2 separate regions of the Mus musculus genome follow, and region 1 is linked to region 2. Evidence: chromatin loops called from intact Hi-C (ENCODE). Cell type or tissue: gastrocnemius. All regions are shown on one strand. Links, peaks and the distances in the headings refer to the core of each region. The heading gives the core; the rest is flanking DNA.

What was found. Peaks named below come from ENCODE experiments on the same cell type or tissue, not always from the same donor. Only the 100,000 strongest peaks of a DNase experiment are listed, where the experiment ranks them.
Region 1: a loop joins it to region 2, with 9 times the contacts of the local background. A loop is called at or near these places in 10 of 42 quality-filtered maps.

The regions. Positions count from the first base shown.
Region 1 is chr9:54,604,009-54,606,925 of GRCm38, reverse strand. It overlaps Idh3a (isocitrate dehydrogenase 3 (NAD+) alpha), which reads right to left. Exons shown (of 11, transcript NM_029573.2): 11 at 2,264-2,917. It overlaps Acsbg1 (acyl-CoA synthetase bubblegum family member 1), which reads left to right. Exons shown (of 14, transcript NM_053178.2): 14 at 1,450-1,929. The coding sequence ends at 1,535. Among named protein-coding and RNA genes, the nearest start is that of Idh3a, 19 kb to the right of the region's middle. In gastrocnemius, for the core only: a CTCF peak has its summit at 1,821; a DNase peak (open chromatin) is centred at 1,825.
Region 2 is chr9:54,551,145-54,554,061 of GRCm38, reverse strand. The region is part of intron 2 of Cib2 (calcium and integrin binding family member 2); the gene reads left to right. Among named protein-coding and RNA genes, the nearest start is that of Cib2, 7.6 kb to the left of the region's middle. In gastrocnemius, for the core only: a CTCF peak has its summit at 1,501; a DNase peak (open chromatin) is centred at 1,433; H3K27ac peaks cover 488 bases.

The DNA of each region.
Region 1 (2,917 bases), core at 330-2,829, 53 kb before region 2:
CAGCTGGCCTACCCTGTAAGGAATGATCTGAGAGTCCTCCCAAGAGAAACTGTGTTCCATTGCTACAATCACTTGCAGCTGATACTCTGCAACCACAGGTCCCACGCCTGTGGATCTAACCAACATCAGACCAAAAACTTAAAAAATTCTTGGGACTGTGTAGAGCCCCCCACTCCCCCTTTCTCCTCAGTACTGGAATTGACTCTTGGGGCCTCCAGAACACCAGGCAAGAGCTCTATCACTGAGCAATCTCTCTGGTTCTCTTTTTAAATTTTGAGAAAAGATCTTACTAAATTCCCCAGGTTGGCCTTGAACTCAGTGTAACTCAGACAAGCCCCAAATTTGTGATCCTCCTGTCTCAGCCTCCGAGGAGCTGGGATTACAGGCCATGAAGACCTGACTATGCAAACTTTTTAATTATTACTAAACACTAGTTTATTTATGTAGCATTTATGCTGTATTTGAGATTCTGAGTAGTATAGAGAAGGCTTAAAGAATATGGATTTTCATGGTTTTGTGCAAATACCACACAGTTTTATGAAAGACTTTGGGCAATTTTTAGCTTAGTTATCTGTGGTTTGAATGGGTTTGGCCTCCATAGATTCACGTGTTTGAATTTATGGCCCATGGGGAGTGGCACTATTAGAAGGTGTGGCCTTCTCCAGCACCATGTCTGCCTGGATTCTGCCATGCTCCCCACCACGATGATAATGGGTTACACTTCTGAAACAGTAAGTCAGCCCCAATTACATGTTTTCCTTTATAGGAGTTGCCTTGGTCATGGTGTCTCTTTACAGCAATAAAACTCTAAGATGGTATCTGAAAAGGTTTCTGGATGACCCATACTCCCTGTATTCTGAGACAGGGTATGTTCATTCAAGGGAGGATCATAATGGGGACAGGTCAAGGCTGTATTTCATTATGTAATGGAAAGAAACAAGTCACTTCTGCCCCTGGAAGTGACACCCATCATGTCCTCTGTAACCTGACTGCAGACTAAGCCTAGTTCACTGTGACACAGAGGGGCTCATGTGGGATAATGCTAAAAGGACTCTTGCCTCAGAAGCTGTACAGTGTATCCTGCTTCTCTGGCTTAGTACCTGACTTCTGGATCTCACATGCCATCTAAGTCACTTTTCTATTTCTGTGATAAAACACCACACCCAAGCCAACCTATAAAAGAAAATGTCCAATGGGTTCATAGTTCCAGATAGTTATGAGTCCACAGTAGCAGAGATAGAAAATGGAAGAAATCTTTTGAAACTTCAAGCCTACCCTAGTGCTACACCTCCTCTAAGGCTGTATACTCTAATCCTTCCCAAACAGCCCCACCAACTGGGAAACCAGTTATTCAAACACATGACCCTACAGGAGTCATTCTCTTCCAAACGATACCTTCTCATGAAACCAAACCCAGGCCACACTCATTTCTTCCAATTTTTCTTTTAGGACCCACCATGAAATTGAAACGGCTCACGGTTCTGGAGAAGTACAAAGATATCATCGATTCTTTTTATCAAGAGCAAAAACAGTAGTCAGGAGCCATGCTTGTGGCTTCTGCTGGAGACCAGCCCGGCAAGCATCTTCCTGAGCGCCAGGTGTCTCCAGTGGGCAAAAGAACCTGTGACAAGCTGCTTCCACCCTTTAGTTCAGGGCAGAGCACTGACATCTCCAATGCCTTCACGTGCAAGTAGTTTCAATTCTAACCACTGCTCCTGTTCAGGTGTCAAGCCAGACCATTCTCCTTCCAAAAGAGAAGGACCGCTCACTTTGGCTTCAGGTCCAGGCAGATCTACAAGGTTCTAGTTCACAGGTCTCCCAGGGGGCGCTGTTGGAGAGGGAAAGGGATGGCAATCCCATTACTAATGTGTGCTGCAGAGACAGCAGTCACAGCTCGCCTGACTTAATTCTGGCTTCTTGGAAACTAGTACCACACTCTGCCACCTCACACACAAGAGGCTTGATGCTTAATAAACTGCTGCTGCCTATGTGACTGTATTTAATATGTAATTTTCAGTATTAAACCTTTTAACAGATCTGCAACAAGTACCGGATGTCTTTTGTCAATGGGCAGGTGGGACAGAACATAGACAGTTAACTCACAGAACTTTAGTATCCTTTAGTACATCATCAGCGGCCTACCGGGGTGAAGGATGGGGTCTGGTGGAAGCAGCCAACTCTATTACCACCTATTTCAACAGGCTAAGCTAAAATGCCCTAAGGTACCTGACCAGGAAATACGCAGAGAATGCAAACGCCTCAGTCAGTTCTTAAGTTCTTTATTACTGTGAACCCAAAGCCACTGCTAACCAGAACAATCCAGTGAGACAGGGAAAGCAGCAGTTTTAAAGTAAAATACACAGAAGATTGTAAGTCCAAATAAAAGCTTTAAAAAAATGACCCAGACAGGGACATCTGTTGTTAAGAAATCCCCTTGGGACCAGGGTACATTATGCAAAGCCACGAGTTTGCAAACTAGTGCAAGGGCTAAGGGAAGACAGCTTGGCTTTGGTGTGGGCCAAAGGCTAGGTTCATGCTGTGGAGCAGAGGCTGTGGGAAGAATGAGGGGCAGAACCTGATGGTCAGCAGCTGGTAACACAGGCCCCCGCTTGGCCTGATTTGTATGAGCGTGGGCTGAGTCAGCTCCACCTCGGCAATTAAGTCTGTAATGGGTGCTACTGGGGCAGAAGGCAGTGACTGGTTGCTTTAGGGAAAGTCAAGGGGCAGCCAGGCCTTTCCAGGGTCACCTGCAGCACTGGCTGGAGTGTGGCCACGTGGGAGGGGATCTGCAGTGGCTGGCTCTCATGGCTGACAGCTCGCAATGCTGACGATCTGTCTAGTGAGGAGTGATCTCCCTTATCTGAAAGCTCTTCCCCCAAAATAGTGAATCTCAAGGTAACAAAAGAATCAAATACAC
Region 2 (2,917 bases), core at 161-2,660:
CCCCAGAGAGTTGTGCTGGCGTTTTTTTTTCACTCCCCTGACCGCTCTGTGTGGACAGTGCTCCTCTTCCAGCCTACCATTCTACCTTGTCACTGGGGTGGACACAGGCTACCCCATTTTCACCTCTAAGGGGGTCAGAGACTGGGTCTCAGGCCTGAGCTTCCTCCCATATCCACAGCCCTGGAGCTCTATGACCTCAGTGAGGTTTGACCCTCTGGAGCCTCCCTTTCTGGGGCTCTGGTTCCACTGTAGTTATATCACTACTACTATAGTAGAGTATAGTATAGTATATATAGTATAGTATAGTATAGTATAGTATAGTATAGTATAGTATATATAGTATAGTATAGTATAGTATAGTATAGTATAGTATAGTATATATAGTATAGTATAGTATAGTATAGTTCAGTATAGTTATAGTAGTGATAGTTCCTGACCACTGGAACTATCCTGAATGTGTCCTCAGTGAGGATTTTTCAGTGCTGACTCTAACCTTCCAGAGTTCTTGGGACAAGCCCTCTATCAGTAGGAATTCCATAGGAATCCTTCATTGAGGTGTGCTTTCAACCCTCTTAGCCCTAGCTTTGTACATGCTGATTCTGGGCTGCGTGTGCTCTGAGGCTCACGGTGTTTCTATTCTGATCCAGTTCCTTACCACCCCAGCACTTATAACGCTCTTAAAGCCAGTCAAAGCTCTGTAGATCCATACAGTAACCATACTCAGTAACCAGCTCCCATCTGGGGAAGAATTCAGATGTCTCTTCCCATGCCTGGCACCTGGCCGTGGTGCCTGTTGGCCACCAGTGATGAGGGGTGGGAGGACTGGACACAGGAGGATGTCCCAGGCTGGCAAAATGCAGAGACAAAGGCACAGTCTTGTGTCTCCTTTTCACCCCCTACCCCACACTGCCATGTACCAATCTCTATTGAGATCAGCACGGTTACCCTTAGGAAACAATGGCTCAAGACAAGGCCAAGAGTTGGGGTGGTCTGACAGGCCTTTGGGGGGTGTCTCTGGAAAATGAAGGGCACTTAGGTAAAGGTGCCTGGGTCTCGACAGCCTTGACCTTTTATTTCCACACTAGAGAAAAAACAAGCATTAGGTCCCCTCAGGGGTGAAGGAACCTCCCAGGTATCTGGGTACCCTGCCTGAGCAGATTCCTGCCTTGTTTCTGGGTGTCACTCCCAGCAGAGGCCCACGTCACTGACCCCTGCATCCCTGTCAGGCCAGCCCCTCTCCACTGCTCACGTCTCAATGAGGTGCAGAGATGGTAAGGAGCAAAGACGACTTACCAATGTCTAGCAGGCCAGTGGTAGAACCAGCGTGGCCAGGCCCTGCCTCCGTTGGTCTGCCCCCCTCCTTCCCTACCTGCCAGCTGCTTGTCTCCTTGGTAAGCTGCACCCTGAGTACTGACCAGATGGCAGGGAGGAAACTCGAGCTGGAGGTTCTTCTGTCAGTGTGATCACAGATAACCAGGATCCCCTGCTCAACTGCTCCCCCTACCTACAAGCCCTGTAGATCCCAGTACTCTCTAGGTACAGATCTTCCATCCCACCTGTTATGGTTTGCATACGCTCAGCCCAGGGAGTGGCACTATTAGGAGGTGTGTCACTGTGGGTGTGGGCTATAAGACCCTCATCCTAGCTGCCTGGAAGTCAGTCTTCCACTAGCATCAGATGAAGATGTAGAAGTCTCAGCTCCTCTTACCCCATGCCTGCCTAGATGCTGCCATGTTCCCACCTTGATGATATAGACTGAACCTCTGAACCTGCAAGGCAGCCCCAATTAAATGTTATCCTTGTAAGAGTAGCCTTAGTCACAGTGTCTGCTCACAGCAGTAAAAACCTAACTGAGACACCGCCCATCTGCATACCTCGGTCAGCTTCCATGCTTCCTGTGGGTAAGGGATTCACCCTTCAGCTCACTTGTCCTCAGTGACACTTGGTTCCTGAGCAAGTGGACAGGAATCCTGTTCCCTTCAGCCAAAACAAGCGTACCCACTTGACACCCTGAGGAATTTGCTAAGTGATTATTATTTATTTTCTTAACCTTTAAAAGAATGTATGTAATCGATTTTAATTACTTTTTATTTATCTTTGTTGTACACGGGGTGTCAGAAACTTAAACTGCCTGCAAGGGCTAACCTGCACCATGAGTAAAGGAAGTGGGCCAATCCCTGGATCATTGCTGCAGAAATAACTGCTCCCAGCCCCAGCAAGATCACCAAACAAATGCGCCGTGTAGACGTCTTTCTGTGTGTAAATGTTGGCAAATAGATTTGAAAATTTAATTTAATTCCTTCTCTTCTAAAAATGTAATATATTAAAAAAAAAAAAAAAACCATGCGAGAGCCAGGCACTCCTGTGGTCTGTTTATGACTTTTCAGAGGAAACCATCTTTCTCCTAATGATTCCAAACGCTGCGTATCACAGGCTACATCTCACTCATACTTGGGTTCAACTCGTCTCAGTCTGGTGTCAGTGTCTTTTCTGTCTGTCTGTCTGTCTGTGTTTTCTTACGGTGGTGGGGAGCGTGGGAGGCAGGTGGTTAAGACAAGATCTTGCTAGAGAGTTGGCTGTTTTCAAACCTTTGCAGTACCTGTTTCAGTCTTTGGACTCTGGCTTTGTCCCCGCCCCCCTTTTCCCTCTCCTTATCAGTCTCCCCCCATCTCTCTTTGTCTATTTATTATTTATCGATTTTCGGTTTGGGGGTTTTGGAGTTGGGCTTTGTCGGCTTTTGGTTCATTAGTTGGTGTTTTGTTTTTGAGACGGGGTCACCCCCTGTATAGCTCAGGCTGGTTTTGAACTTGGACTCCTCCTCCTTAGTGGTCGGAAGGGTTCTGTGAACTTCCAAAACCATCCATGGGGTTCCACATCTGTTTTCATGCAGCTAGAGTGGCATGATCGTCATTTCTGG